Linked DNA regions of Mus musculus: region 2 is linked to region 1. Evidence: chromatin loops called from intact Hi-C (ENCODE). Cell type or tissue: left cerebral cortex. All regions are shown on one strand.

Region 1 (8,000 bases):
AGACTGGGGCTGGAGAGATGGCTCAGCAGTTAAGAGCACTGACTGCTCTTCCAGAGGTCCTGAGTTCAAATCCCAGCAACTACATGGTGGCTCACAACCATCTGTGATGGGATCTGATGCCCTCTTCTGGTGTGTCTGAAGACAGCTACAGTGTACTTACGTATAATAAATAAATAAATCTTAAAAAAAAAAAGAATTTAAGACTGGGTTCTGGGCCTGTACAACTAAAGCCCACAGACTTGTGGGACTGTGGATTAGGGGGTCTCTCACCAGGCTCCCCACAAATTCCCATGACTGTCCTCATGCAAATAGGTGCCTGCTCTTCTTGAGGTGGTCACAGAAAAACAGCTATTCTATGCCACCGCAAGCCCAGCATTTACACAAGCCTGGCTGTGCATGTAAGATAGAGGACCAGAGGACATGGCTGTTCCTGAAGGAGATCTCCATTTGCCTATGGAAGGAGACATCTTCACCAGGGCTTGATGTGAGGGTGGGAAGGCTGGCATCTTGCCACACTGCACCCTGAAGCTATTACAGCATGTGGGGAGACGCTACCTCAGCTCTGCTCAGGCTGGAGCCTGAGTCTCAGATGCACTCTCAATTCAGCTTGTAACTGTCAGTGTGAGGTCAGGCCAGGCACGGTCTCCACCAGTCTGTCACGTGCCCTTCTGACTTTTAGGAGGTGACAGGAGGTGCCATTAATTCATGTTTGTCAACTGCTCAAAAGTCCCCAGACAGAAGGGTTGCTCATGCAGAGTGAGGCCTGGGCCGGTGAAGCTCTGTGACAGCTGAGTGGCCGCACTGGTGTCACCATGTCACATGAAGACACTCATCATCTCTGCTTCTTCTCTGGAAATATCAGTTAGGAAAAAAATTAAATATAGAGCCACACAGAAAATAAGATAACGAACAGCCTGTTATCTTTAACCCAAAATGAATAAATATCAACACTTTCACAATTAACATTTTACTAGAATGAGAGAGAGAGAGAGAGAGCATGCCCGTGAGAGAGCAAGCTGTGAATAAAATCAAGGACAGGTGGCTGTTGAGCAAAGACTCTAATCTACCTTTGGTCCTTAAAATAGTCTTACTAACAACATTCTACCAATGTATTTTGGACTTCAAAAACTTCTTTTATGATTAAATTTCAATTCTGTGGTGTGTGTGTGTGTGTGTGTGTGTGTGTGTGTGTGTGTGTGTGAGCAGCCGACCCTGGTTCTCTGGAAGGAAGAACAGCAAGCACCCTAATGGCTGAGCCATTTCTCCAGACCCACTGACCCTTGTTTGTTTTGAAAGACAGGAGTTAAACATTTGCACATTCTCACCGTACCCCACCCACCAGCCTGTCACCCAGGGTGACCACTGTCACCCAGGGCGCGTGTCCTCTATGTCTACCTTCCATGTGTGTAATCGGACAATGCTAGTGGACAGCGTGGGGTTGGGACCAGTCAGGGCTGAAGACTGGGCCTTTTGCTTTAATTGTGCTCTCTGGTCTCTGTGAACCTCAGTCCCTCCATCTTTACTCCTCTTCTACTGGGGTAGGTTTTTGACCTACAGCATTGCTGTTTCTCTGGGGAATGGAGGCAAATTGCTGGGCTCAGTAAATGGTAGCAAGTACCACTGGCCATTTCACCCTTTCTCCCTCCCCTCCCCTCTCCTCCTTTTTCCCCTCCCCCCTCCTCTCCCCTCTCTCCTCTCCCTCCCCTCCTCCTTTCCCTTCTCCCTCTTTCCCACTTTCCCTCTCCCTTTCTCCTTTCTCCCCCCTCCTTTCTCCCTCCCTCCCCTCCTCCTTCCCCTTCTCCCTCTCCCTCTTTCCCTCTCCCTTTCTCCTTTCTCCCCCCTCCTTTCTCCCTCCCTCCCCTCTCCCTCTCTAGAAAGTTCCTGGAGAACAAGGACCCTGTCTAAAGCCCATATCCCTTTGAGCCACTCCTGGGGTCCCCAGGTCACTGCTAGGCTGACTGGCTGATCCTTACAGAATGTCTGGAAGCTTTTCTGTGTTTGTTCAGGCTCCTTTGGGGTTAGCGCAGAAACCAATTCTGCTTTGGGGACACCCAAGAACTCTGAGTCTAGAGAGGAGTGACTGCCCTAAGAGATTTGGAGTTTTTTTCCCAGGTCCTGCTTCTTCTCAGGCTTCAGGTGAGCAGTGTAGTGGCGTGGGAGAAATACTGAGAGCCACGCGGTTTGTTGGCACTTCTAGGCTCCACTCGGTTTCCTTTGCTTTCTTGGATTCTAGCCATTGAGGGTTCAGGTGCCTTTCTGCAAGATCCAACCCTAACCTAGAGCTCGCCCGCGGTGAGCCTCCAGGGCACCGATGTCCGTCTCCGACAAGGGACAGAAGGGGGCGACAAACCCGCACAGTTGGCCGGCGGACCATGCCGGGCAGTGCCTGAGCCCAGAGCCATTCTCCCCCTTTTCCCTGGTAACTGGACACTTCTTGTAGATTCCCACAGCACACAGTAGAGTGCACTCTTTGTGAAAACACCCCCGCCCCCCGCCCCCCCCCCCGCCCCAGGCCTCGCCTTCACAGAGTAGCAGAGGCTGTCACCCTACACAGCAGAACCATCTTAGATTCCTGTTAGTTCTTAAAGCAAGGCCAGAGCTTAGGACCCCAGGGGTGATGCTCTAGGGCAGAGGTGTGCTTGTCCAAGTCCTGCAGTTGTTTCAAAGGCTTTGCAATGATTTCATTTGTGCACAAGCTGGGAATAGCTGCAGAGTTTTGACCCCAAGCATTTAAGGTCTTTTAGCCCAGGCTGTCCTTAGCACATTTCTGAAACTCCATCTCCCCAGTTGCGGACACACAAATCTAGCTATCTTACGTTTACTTAGTATTTTAACACCCATTTTTGTAAAAACTACATAAAGACACCAACTATCCAAATGCAACGTTAATATTTTTGAAAATTATATATTAAAGAATTAACATCAGGCAGATGAGATGGCTCAGCCTTTAAGAGCCGGTACTGCTCTTGCACGAGGGGCAGCTCCCAGCTGTCTGCAACTTCAGCTTCCGGCTCATCTGAGTCCTTGGTTTGTCACAGGCACCTGCACTCATGTGCACATGCCTGCCCCACTTTGCACATAATTTAAACACATCTTAATTAACATCAACATAGAAGTGCTCCCGGAGCTTCCCCCCCCCCCCCCCCCCCCCCCGCCGGCCACTTTTGTTTCTGCGTCTGCACAGGCCAGAGGACTGGTCTGTCTCTAGTTCTTCCATATCTCAGTGAGTCACAGAGCTGGAATTTGACTGGGGTCTTTATGGCTCCAAAGGGCTAAAAGTCCAGTTAAACTAGCAGATCTCTGACAGGGTTGGGAGGCAGCCACCCATTTATGGTGCTGGCAGCAGCTGTGTGTTTGGACAGATGCTGATGGTCCATCGCTATAGGGTGCCTTTGATCTCTCCGGATATTTATGTTTCTTATGATTTTTTTTTGTGATAAGGAATTTAAAATCTCTTCTAACTACTTTGAATTATACAATAGAATACTGCTATGAACATTGTCCTGTGTAATGAAGTATCCGAACCCTTTCCTCCTGTCTGGCTGAGACTACGTATCCTATCCACTAGCCACTCTTTTTAATGCCTCCCCCCAGTGCCTGGGTCCTTTCCCAGCCTCTGGACCACCATTCTAGTTTCTACTTCTGTGGGCTCAGCATTTTCAGCAGAGTGAAAGACGCAGTGTTTGTCTTTCTGTACTTGGCTTAGTTCCCTGAATATTATGTGCCCCAGGTCCATCTGTGTTGACCACATGACAGCCCGATTACATTTTAGAGCTGAATAGATATCCCATCCTGTGTGTGAATGTAAATGTGTGCATGTATGGGAAAGAGAGGAAGATGCCACACAGCTTCTATGAGAAATGCTCATTCTGATCATTTCCTATATGTATGTTCGTCAGTCAGTCAGCCCATCTGTCTATGTATGTATGTATGTATGTATGTATGTATGTATGTATGTATGTATCTATCTATCTATCTATCTATCTATCTATCTATCTGGTGGTACTGTGATTGAACCCAGGGCCTTGTGCTGCTAGGTAAGCACTCTACCAAAGCGCTATACCACCACTTGGATTGATTGACTATGGTTTGTTACTGTTTCTGTGTCTTTGCATGGTCTGGTGTTAACCCCTTATTGGCTGGGTAGTTCCCAGAGCTCCACTCTGTAAGTCGCCTCTTCACTCTGACAGTTGTCTGTCTTCCGTGCAGAAGCATTCACTGTGACCTCATCCCATTTGTCTAGTGTTGATGTCTGTGCTTTTATTCCCATGCTTAACAAAAATACTTGCCCAGACTTCTGCCATAGGACACTGGCCCTATTTTTTATTTAAACGATTCAGGGGTTTTACATTTAAGCCTGACTCCATTTTGAGTTCCTCTTTATTGTGCTGGGGTTGAATCCAGGGCTTTGCACATGTTAGGCAAACATTTTACCACCGAGCTACATTCCCAACCTATTGATTACATTTTTGAGCCAGGTGGTGGTGACACATGTCTTTAATCCTAGCCTGGTCTACAGAGCTATGTCCAGGACAGCCAGAGGCTACACAGAGAAACCCTGTCTTAAAAAATCAACCAACCAATCAGCCAACCAACCATTCAACCAAAAAAAAAAAAAAAAAAAAAAAAAAAATCCAAAGGGTATGTATGTCCTTGGCACCTTTGTTAGAAATTAGGAATTATTTGGCCATGTGTGCTTTATTTCTAGGTTCTTCCTACATTCCATCTGTATTGGCTGGTTTTGTGTGCCAACTAGACACAAGCTAGAGTTATCACAGAAAAAGGAGGAAATGTCTCCTTGAGATCCATCCCTAAGGCATTTTCTCAACTAGTGATCAAGGGGGAGGGCCCATTGTGGGTGGTGCCATCCCTGGGCTGGTAGTCCTGAGTTCTAAAAGAAAGCAAGCTGAGCAAGCCAGGGGAAGCAAGCCAGTAAGAAACATCCCTCCATGGCCTCTGCATCAGCTTCTGCTTCCTGACCTGCTTAAGTTCCAGTCCTGACTTCCTTTGGTGATGAACAGCAGTATGGAAGTGTAAGCTGAATAAACCCTTTCCTCCCCAACTTGCTTCTTGGTCATGATGTTTTGTGCAGGAATAGAAACCCTGACTAAGACACCATCTGTCTGTCACCGTTTCTGTATGCCAGTACCAGACTGTTTACATTACTGTAGCTTAGGAATATGTTTTAGAGTCATGTCTTATGGGTCCTCTAGCTATATTCTTTTTGCTTAAGATCATTCTTTTAAACCATTTTCCTTTTTTTCCACTGAGGATGTGAGCCTCCCTGGCAAGAACGGGGAGGGTTTGGATGAGACTTTCTGAGGGGGTTAGGAAAGTGGCTCCCAAGCCCATTTTGTCCCCAATGTCAGCAGCAAGCAGTATTGAATGTGACCTCATGGCAGGTATATGTGCATTTAATGCAATTCTGTGCCTCTATTATAGCAGCAATATGTTATGCACATTGTAAAGCACATGTTTAAGTATCAATTAAAAATGTGGGAAAGATAATGCAAGTGTACTTTGCAATGTCCTGCTTTACTACAGTCATTAATGAATATCTCAAGGGCAATTTATACTTCGGATTAGATTTCTTATTCCCAATATGAAAAGCAATATTTCAAACCGAGCTGGTAACTTACACACTGTTAACTTGTGAGACATGAGTGCTTGTCATCGTTGTCCCTTGTAATGTGACGGATTAAAGACCTCCCTTCCTCTCATATGCCTTGTCTCACATAATTACTACTCAACCAAGATTTTTTTTTAAAGAGAAAAAGCATTTGTACTTCTTGCACATTTTGAGATGTTTGAGGACTTAAGAACTAGATCTTGGGTAGAGCCACTTACTCGGGTTGTCTGTGAGGGTCGTCTTTCACTGGAGAGAAAAGCAGGGGTGAGGCTGCCACCTTCCTCAGAGCCCCTCAAGATCCTGATGGTTTGTGAATGATGACAGTGGGACCGTGTGAAGCTGTGAAGACCACTGCTTATAGACCATTCCCTGCTTTTGGTTTACAATTTTTATTGTTAAAAGTCTTTAGTTTGCGGCTGGAGAGATGGCCCAGTGGTTAAGAGCATTGACTGCTCTTTCGAAGTTTTCTGAGTTCAAATCCCAGCAATCACACATTGGCTCACAACCAACTGTAATGAGATCTGATGCCCTCTTCTAGTGTGTCTGAGGACAGCTACAGTGTATTCATATACATAAAATACTTATTTATAGTAGTGAATACATCTTTGGGCCAGAGCGAGCAGGGACCGAGCAAACAGAGTTGACCAGAGCAAGCAGAAGTCCTAAAATTCAATTCCCAGCAAACACATGAAGGCCCACAACCGTCAGTACAGCTACGGTGTACTCATATACATAAAATAAATAAATAAAATAAATATTAAAAAAAGTTTTTAGTTTGTTGGGCATAGTGACACTGCCTTTAATGCTGGCACTCGGGAGGCAGAGGGAGGCAGATCTCTGTGAGTTTGAGGCCAGCTTGGTCTATACAGCAAATGAGGCTCCAAGCCAGTCAGGGTACAGCAGTGTATACAGCAACTGAATCCAGGACAGCCGAGGAGTTCAGAGGAGGCATTAGATCCCCTAGACCTGGAGTTACGGACTTGTGAGCTGCCCATGGGTTCTGGGAACAAGAGCAGCGGCCAGTGTTCTCAGCCCCACCCCCATCTCTCCAGCTCCCACAGAATCTTTCCATTTCATGAAATCCCATTCACCACTTCCCGTGCTCGTGGGCCCTTCTTAGACAGTACTTGCCTGTGCCTACATCTTAAATATTTCCCCAGTTTTTCTGCTTCCGTCTCTAGGTGTCAGGTCTCACATGAGGGCATTTAATCTATTTTGAAATGATTTTTTTTAATGGGCTGAATGATAAGAATCTATTTTCATTTTTCTGTTTTCCTAGGGCATCTATCATAGAGGAGGTCTTTTTCCTTTTTCTTTGGCACCTTTATTGGAGGTAAGGTGGGTTTATTTCTGGGTCTGCTATTCTATTCCTTCAGTCTGCCTGCCTATTTTTGTACCAGTACCATGCTGTTTCTGTTACTATGCTCAGAGGTATAATTTGAAGTCAGGCATTGTGATCTGTGCTCTTGGCACACGGTCCTCTATGCTCTTTCTATGTGGAATTACTTTGGCTCCTTGGGCTCTTTAGTGCATCTGTGTGGATTTTTGGGTTGTTTTAGCCAGTTCTGTGAAGAAATGTCATTGTTTTGATGGGGATTGCATTGAATCTAGAGGTTGCCTTTGATAATGTAGACACTTTCAAAATACTAACTCTGCCGATCACAGGCACAAGAGGCTTCTCCGTCTTCTGGTGCTTTCTTAACCTTTTTTCTTAGAGGTTGAAAGTTTCCATTGGCGAGTTCTTTACTCTCCTTGACTAAGTTCATTCCAAATTGTTTATTTTGAAGTCATAGTGAAAGGTATTTTCCCCTGATCTCTTTCTTGGAAGGTTCATTATTGGTGTTTAGAAAAATCTACTGAATTTTGCATGTTGATTTTGTGTTGTCCCAGGACATTTTTGAAAGCATTTTTTTTTTCATATCTGCAAGTTTTCTGGTTCGGGGATTTTTAAGTATAGGAGCACATGGTATGAAAATAGTGACAATTTGGCTTTTCCTACTTATATTTCCTTCCTTTCTTCCTTTCTTTCCTTCTTCCTTCCTTCCTTCCTTCCTTTCTCTCTCTCTCTTTCTTTCTCTTTCTTTTCTTTTCCTTCCTTCCTTCCTTCCTTCCTTCCTTCCTTCCTTTCTTTCTTTCTTTCTTTCTTTCTTTCTTTCTTTCTTTCTTTCTTTCCTTCTCTCTCTCTCTCTTTCTTCTTTCTTCCTATTATTTTATCAATGTTGCTAAGACTTAAAGCAATACAAAAGCTGAGAGGATGGACACATGGTCTCATTCCTGTTTTTTTTTTTTAAGAAGTAGTTTTATTTGTTAATAACTTTAAAAAGTTAATGAAAACAGAACACATCATTTCTCCTCTCCTCCCTCCAATTAC
Region 2 (8,000 bases), 78 kb after region 1:
TCTTCCGGCTCCGTTTAAAATAGTTTAAATCTAACTTTGAGCCCTCTTGATGCTTGACTAGAAGGAGATTTGCTATTAGGAATGCACGAAGATGCTCACAAGTTTAGGCAAAGATGCTGGAGGTGGGGGGCTGGTACAATTCTGAAGTACCAGAAGCCAGGTCCACACAGGGTCTTCTTGGGTCTTGGTCCTTTTATTTCTGGCCTTCTTGTCTTTGCTGGCTGGAGATCCTTGAAGGCTTAAGCCTAACTAGCACCACACAGCCACAGTTGTTGTGTCTCCTACAACACCAGCATGAAATAACGTGTGTGTCTTTTCTTCTCTAAAGCCTTGGCCCCAGCCTCTCCAGTCTGCAGAAAATTGCTTCTTGCTTCCCTCTGGATGTTGGCAGAGCTTTTCTGTCTCCTCACCTAATCCCAGGCATCCCCCAGACATCTTCTGAGGGACAAAGCTTTCCCCAAGGTAGAAAAAGCCTTTGTCTTTAAAGTCATTCCTCCTTCCACCTTAGTTTTTATTCAGCCAACATCCATTAGTGTACCTGCCCTGACTCTTACACAGCATTGAAAGATCTCTGTTCTGACTGGTAAGCAGTATGGTGGTCCTTGCAGAACATGGTAAAAAAAAATCAATTAATAATTAAATTTTAAATTAAACTCATTAATTCAGGCTAACCATGACGAGATGTCACCAGGGCCATTGATAGATGGGACTCCCATGTACTTATTTATTACAAAGCACTCCCTGCTGCGTGCCTCTCAGTCTTATCATTATTGAAATCATGGTTATTCCCTGATGCTAATAATCACTGCTTCAGATGTATCGTTTGCACATTGCAATTCTTGCATACATTGTAAATGCAGTGTTTCAATATTTACAAGTTGGGGAATTCATCAATAAAATATCAAAAACTATCTCAGAATAGAGAAACAATGGACTAAAGATACACTTATTAGCGTTCCATTGCCAGCCATACACCCCAGTCACCTGCATCTATGGAGGACACAAGGATGTTTATAATAAGCTGCATCCTGGAGGGTCTGCCACATGCCCTGATTGTCCTTCACACCAAGAGAACTAGGACAGAGCAACACACTTTTTATTTCTTCAATACAAAACAGTTTTATGATTTTAATAAAAACATGGTTTTCCCACCGTTGTTGCTGACATGATGGATCCAAATGGCACTCAGAATTGATTCTTAAAAGACTGTGGGGGACCTGACTATATCACCCCCAAACAGGAATGATCACTGAGTTGAAAGCAATGAAGACAGGGCCTATGCAGGAGAGCTCTGCCATCCAGCTACCTGCTTACAGGCAGGAGACAGACTCAGACAGATGGAAGACACCCCTTCAAACAGCGAATTCACATTCTCCTACCTTGGAGAATAGCTAACCACACCTTACAATTAGACAGACTCAAACAGACAAAAGACTCCCCTCCAGCCAACACAAATGAATTCACATTCTCCTATCATGGAGAATAGGTGACCACACATTACAGTTCTGGACTGTACTGGCCCAGAACCCATCTACTCAAATGAGCCCATGGTTGCCTCCCCTCATCCCTTCTGTCTGTTCTTTGTTCTATTCCAAGTCACTACACCTGCAATTCTTAAAGTCTTTTTCCTCTGCCCGACACCTCTCAGGAAATGTACTGTCATTTGAAGATGTTATATAAGCTAGGATTCAAAGCCACCTCTTTGAGAATTCCTCATTCTCTGTGCTTCTCCCACGGGTATATGAAATATACATGTTAGCAAATTTATTTGTTTTTGCTTGTAAATCTCTCTTTTATCATAAAGGTCTCTTGCAAACTAAGAATAATCCCTATAATTCACACACACATTCATCAACATGTCAATCACATTATATAAAAGTTTAGGGTTTAATTTTTTAAATTATAATTACCAGTCAAAAGATTGATTAAAAATAAAATATATTTTATTCAATAAAATAGTTGAGAAAATCTGAATTCAACAAATGTTGATAAAAACAACTTAAAATTCTATGAAAATATACTTCAAATGTTAAAACTACCCGACATGTACTTAAGCATAATCAAGCATTTCAAACATGAAATATTCAATAGTCATTAAAAAATAACTGTGTCTATATAAGTATACATTCATTTTAAATTCATGGTTCCACTTGTTGGAAGGCATACCTGCTTAAGGGAGAAAGCAACTCATTTGACAAGTTATAAATCAAGACAGTAAAATATGTATTTTCTAGGAAATTCTCACATACAGCATCTTAATAATTTATTTAAAATGAGACATCTAAACCCCTTTGATCTTGTGGAGGTGAGAGTAACACCTTAGACAATATATTAAACTTTATCACTCATACTTCAGAAAAATGGTGTCAGTGGGAAACATGCCATGGGAATCCCTTCTACAGACTATGCTCATGTCTGCTACAAAGAAAGTCTGGCATTCCAGCCAAGATCTCAGAAACATCTCGGAATGCTTTTTCATTAGTGTCTATTCAGTGTTTAAAGTAAAGAGTTTCCAGACTTAGAAAGACAAACATTGCATGTTCTCTCTCATAGTGGGACCTAGCACCAAATCTTGAGATTTGTGTACTTGGAGAGTCTGTAGAATTTAGGGGTGTCTCAGAGACCAGCAAAGAACAAGGGATATTGTCATTTGCTCCAGGTTGCCCACCAGAACTTGATGATAAGGTTCTATTGCAGAAGACAGGAGATGGAGAAATCAAGCTAGCATTGATTAGGGAGTTTCCTCTCTGCTTTCTACCTTTCATAGTACCACAAGGAGCTATGCAGGCTTCTGAGTGTATGTGTGGCTCATCAACAGTCTTAACCAGCTGTGAACCCAATGAATCTGAGTAATGACAATGTGGCAAGATATGCCATGGGCACAACAGTGGCATGAATGTTAAAGGGGCAATCAGCTGCTTCCCGACTGGGTTTAAGGTCTTTGAGGAGGAAACTCATGCCTGCTACTATATATCTGGCCCAGAATCCATGGTTGGGGAATTGTTCATGTCCAGAGGACACTCTCTACAATTTTGCTAAATGGAACTAGTATCAAACTGTCCTCTAACTTTGTATCTCTATACCTATAGGTTGGTGCAGCTCTTAGATCTCATGAGGGAAGTTGTTTTGTGCCGTGGAGGGCAGTTAAGGTAAATACATGACCTGTCAAAGTGCAGTGGAGTGCTCAGCCAGCCACAAATGGACAATCATATCACACTCCTTCTCCCTAAGTTTCAGGGACCATCATGGAGAGGTGGCAGAAAAGGGGCCAAAGCCTGTAAGATCCAGAGGTTGGGGAGGATGGGAGCGAAGCATTCTTTTCTGTACATAATCCGATGTTCTGAGGTGCACCTCAGATTCCCGGGGGACTTGCTTGCTACTCGTCTCTCAGGACATTTCTTCTTGCTTCCTGTGCTGACTCATCTGAAATCCAAGTTCTATCTGCAGGGTTGGATTTTTTTTTTTTTTATTGAGCAATTATGATACAATTTTTTAAGATGCTTAACCTCTGTGACAGAGGTCCCTACATTTACGGATTGACTGGGTACCAATTGCTCCCTGCTAGGTCCTGTTGGGTTTGAAGACACTCAATTGCTATTCAGGTTTTATTTAAGGAGGCTAAGAAAGTTGGAGGTAGGAGCGAGTCTGCTTTCAACAGTAAGCTCTTAGTAATGTAAGCTCTTAGTAATGCCACAGAGCAACACAGAAACACTTTCTGCACCCTTGCCTTATCCCCTCCTCCCCCACCTCCCACTCCCCACTGACCAGGTTCCAATAATCCCAAGGTCAGATGGAGCAGGATAGTGGAGGATGCGAGGGATGGGCGCTGATTCAGAATCCTATGGGGGGCACAGGGTAGAGCAGTAAAGGCACCCTAGATCAGAAGTAGATTACAGTTTGGGAAATCTGCCTAAGCAGGACCCAACCAACAGGAGCCCTCCACTCCCTCGATCCCTCACTTCCCTGCTCTGGTGTGCTCCAAAGGGCTGGAAGCCTAGGGGCGGCCGACGCGTTGTCGCCATAGCCTTCCGCCTTCCCACTCTCTCCGGGCGCACGTGCTCAAAGAGTCCCTGCCCCTCCCGCCTCCGCGCGCGCGGGGCCGCAAGTTTCCTACGAGAGGCGGGCGAGCACCGCATCTTCTCTCCGCCGCCTCCCTGGCCCCCGCCGCTGCCGCTGCAGTCTCCGCCCGCGGGGAGGGCGCGCTCTGGAGCCGGCGAGGGTGGGGCGCCGCGAGGGAGGGGTCCCAGCGCCGCATTCCTCGCGGCGCCCGCGGCAGCAGCAGAAGCAGCAGCAGCAGCAGGTGGAGCCCCATTCAGCTGCGAGCCGCTCTTGGCCGGAAACCCGCGCCGCAGCCGCCTGGCCGGGAGCTGGCCCTCCAGGCTGGAGCCCACGCCGCCCCGGCCCGACCCAGTTTCCCAGGCACCGGGTTACCGAAGCCGGCGGCCGGGGGACGCGGTTGGGTCCGGGGCCGGATGCATCTCAGTGCGCATAGCTGCGCTGGGAGACCCCAGCCCGGGGCGCAGGGCTAACGGGACCTGGCCCACCTCAAGACTTGTGCTCTGGGGACAGAGCGGCTTTGGGATTCGGAGTCCAGGCACCTGGCCGGAGGCTGTTGAAGTCTGGGTGTCGTGCTCACCCCACCTCTTTGCTTGGGCACCAACAGAGAGAGCTCTTTCCAGAGGACCGGACCTCCTCGCCTGGTCCAGAGTGGAGTCCTCGCACCCGGTGCCTGTTAGTTTCGAGAACCTTTCTAGTTGACACTGGTCTGCAGGTGTTCTCTGCTGGTTAGGTTTCTTCTTCGGCTAGGGGGACTGTTGCTACCAGAGGCATTCTGTGCCTGTGGGCGCTCCAAGTCCCGGGTCTCCAGTCCTGCCAGAATCGTCCGGGCTTCGCTGACCCTCAACTCTGTCTCTGCTTGTCGTGGGTGCTTCTAGTCGTTTGGGTTTTTACCCGGAGTGTGTAGACTAGACATCTTTCTGACTGCTAATTGGGAAGGCACTGGTCTCCAGGGAGCGGCTTTGTGTGTGGTGGGATCCGGGGTCCTCAGCCATGGCCTTCACTTTCGCTGCTTTCTGCTACATGCTGTCCCTGGTGCTCTGCGCTGCGCTCATCTTTTTCGCTATCTGGCACGTGAGTAACCTGCAGAGGCTTCTAACTCTCCTGTACCCCAAAGTCCTCCCTCCCCCCACGCCCACCTCATTTCCTCATTTCACCGGCCTTTTAGACATAGCAGGCGTGGGCGGACCGCGAGGTCAGGCAGAAGTACTTTCTGGGCAGACCTTGTCCATCTCCCCTGTCCCGGGGCAGGAGACACAGTTCTTGGCATCCTGAGACCAGGCGGTACCGCGCCGGGCGCCTACCTGCCTTGGCTGGAGCCAGTGACTGGTGGAGCCTCCCTGCGGGGCACATTCCTGGGCGTGGCAAGGTGTCCCAGCCAGGCCAGGAGTAGTGGCTCAAAACCCCATCTGCTGGGCTTCCGCACCCCACTCCCTTCTCTCCTGCCTGCAGGAGAGAAGAAGCCCTGCCAGTGTCCCAGGCAATTAGTCAAGTAACTATAACAACTAAACATTTAAAATGTCAGCATCTGTGGTGGGTTGCGTTTAGACATAATTGGAGACGAAGTGGAAACACAACCAGAGCGCCTTGTAAGAAAGAGGAAGCAGGGAGAGGCCAGGCAGGAAGGGAGGGAAATCAAGAGAGATGGGAGTGAAGAGAGAAGAGGGACGGAGGAAGACCGGGATAAATAAGGCTCTAGGTGCTGTAGATCTGACCAGGTCCCATCATCCCCAGGGCACGAGCTTCCACTCGCCATGGAGTGCAGACGGGTCCTAGATCGTCAGGTGTGGTGTGTGGAGCTGTGTGGATCGGAGGACTCCTAAAGGGGAGTAAGGAGGAGGACACAGGAGGATCTGATCTCCTGGGGACTGTGTCACATTTCACAAACCCTTGACCCACTAGCTTCCTTCCGAGGCTGCTTATGGGCCCTCTTCTCACTCTGCAAAGGCCGATCAGAAGGGCCAAGGTTCCAGTGATTGACAGGCACCACTAACAACTCAGTCTTGCCCTTCCAGCAGGGTTGGAGGTGATGGAGGGACCCTGAGATGAGCTCCTGGAGGCCTGGCTCTGGGGAGCCTTGGAGAGATTGTGTACAACAGGAGATGACCTAGAAGGAAGAAGACTGAGGCGCAGTTGAGATGCTGATGTTTTGTCTGAGTGGTCTGTAGTGTGAGAGGGTTTATCTTAACATAGTTCCCTGAGTCTCCTGCTCTAAGGGGCCAAGTGACAAGGAGCAGAGGGAACGCGCCTGGGGAGGAGGAAGGGACTTCTAACCACCGGTCCTGAAAAGACCCTGTAGATCACATCTAAGCTTCCGCTTCTTCCTAAGCTTGCATAATCACATATCATTTAGTTTAGGGATATAGAAATAAGAGGGGGGGGGTGTCCGATGTAGGAATTTGAGGGCTAATAGAAAAAGTCAGTTAGATGTGATGGGATTTTGTCCTCTCTGCCCTGGAATAATGGATCTGTTCTACTGCACACAGTTGGACTTTGAGGATGTTGGCAATTATAAAGAAAAGAAAAGGAGAGGAGAGGAGAGGAGAGGAGAGGAGAGGAGAGGAGAGGAGAGGAGAGGAGAGGAGAGGAGAGGAGAGGAGAGGAGAGGAGAGGAGGGGAGGGGAGGGGAGGGGAGAGGAGAGGAAAGGAGAGGAAAGGAGAGGAAAGAGAGAGATTGATTCCTGGATAGGATGAACAGGGATTCCAGGTAGGAAGTGCTCAATCATACAGCAGAGTTCTGCTCCCTTGTTCTAAAGGAACTTTCTCAGCTTCTTCATATTTGCAAAGGCTTATACATTCTTGAAGGCAAATACTTAATTTGGTGTTTCTTCCTGGTTTTGCTTTGCCTGGAGAGTGGGAGGTCCTGAGAGCACCCGTGACTCCTTCAGACTTGATGTTCACTGCACTGGCTCCTGAAGCAGGGTGGGTCACCAGAAAGAAATCTCTTCTTTCCCTCAGTGTGTGTGTGTGTGTGTGTGTGTAGGGATGGGGAGGGATATACAAAACTCTAGGACCAGTTAATAAAGTAGAGAATTTGGACAGTTCAGTTGCACAAGAGACGTCTGAATGACAGTTGCATGTCCTGTGCTGGCCTCTGCCCTCAGCTCTCTTCTCCCAATCTGAGGAGGACAACACAATCAAATCCCAAATCAGGTCCTGGTGGCACCCCTGGTGGAAGTAACATAGTGACAGCAGGGTCAGTCCCTGTTCCCTAGTCCTTTCCTTCTCTCTGAATCAAGCAGTCCAATCCCCCACCACAGAACTCTGGTACCTGAACACTGAAAGGGGAACTCAGAAACACTCTGACCTCCCGACACACACACACACACACACACACACACACACACACACACACACACACAGTGGGTCATTGGTTGAATGGTGCAATCGTTTCAATCAAAAATTTAGGAGAGTTAGTAGACGGTGCGTTTGCCTTCTTTCTGGCATCTTATGTTTCTACACATTCCCTGATCTGCTGAATCATACTTAGTCATGCTTAGAATGGATTGGCATCCCAAGTAACGAGTTGGCATTTAATAAAAAGTGGTTAAAATGTCATCACCCTGGGCTAAAAGAGATGTAGGGGTATTTTCCCTCCTTTTTTTTCCTTTTTCCTATTTATTTGTACAGGTGCATACCTACTTAAGGAGAATAATAGAAGTTACTATTTATCCACTATGTAGTTTGGAGAGGACCTGCCAGGTGTATCTCCAGTTATTTTTGCTTCCCCTCCCCCAGTCTCCCCTGGATGTCTAGAAGCAAAGATACATGAGGCTGGTTAGCAGCACATTTAAGTCTTTATATATATATATATATATATATATATATATATATATATATATATATATATTTTTTTTTTTTTGCCTTGAAAAAAATCTATCTGCATTGTCTTCAAATGAAGTTACTTCACATCAGCCACCATCTTTGAGTGCATTTTTCTTGCT

Evidence for each region. Peaks named below come from ENCODE experiments on the same cell type or tissue, not always from the same donor. Only the 100,000 strongest peaks of a DNase experiment are listed, where the experiment ranks them.
Region 2: it touches region 1 in a loop (2.7-fold over the local background); 4 of 42 quality-filtered maps call a loop at or near these places.

Annotation. Positions count from the first base shown.
Region 1 is chr1:181,270,722-181,278,721 of GRCm38, forward strand. No RefSeq gene overlaps it. Among named protein-coding and RNA genes, the nearest start is that of Gm39718, 12 kb to the right of the region's middle. In left cerebral cortex, a CTCF peak has its summit at 2,331 (motif pointing right); DNase peaks (open chromatin) are centred at 2,359, 4,797 and 5,130.
Region 2 is chr1:181,348,377-181,356,376 of GRCm38, forward strand. Cnih3 (cornichon family AMPA receptor auxiliary protein 3) reads left to right here and starts at 4,252. Exons shown (of 6, transcript NM_001160211.1): 1 at 4,252-5,130. The coding sequence starts at 5,050. In left cerebral cortex, no CTCF peak of the experiment used is centred here; DNase peaks (open chromatin) are centred at 4,184, 4,666 and 5,431; H3K4me3 peaks cover 3,071 bases; H3K27ac peaks cover 2,318 bases.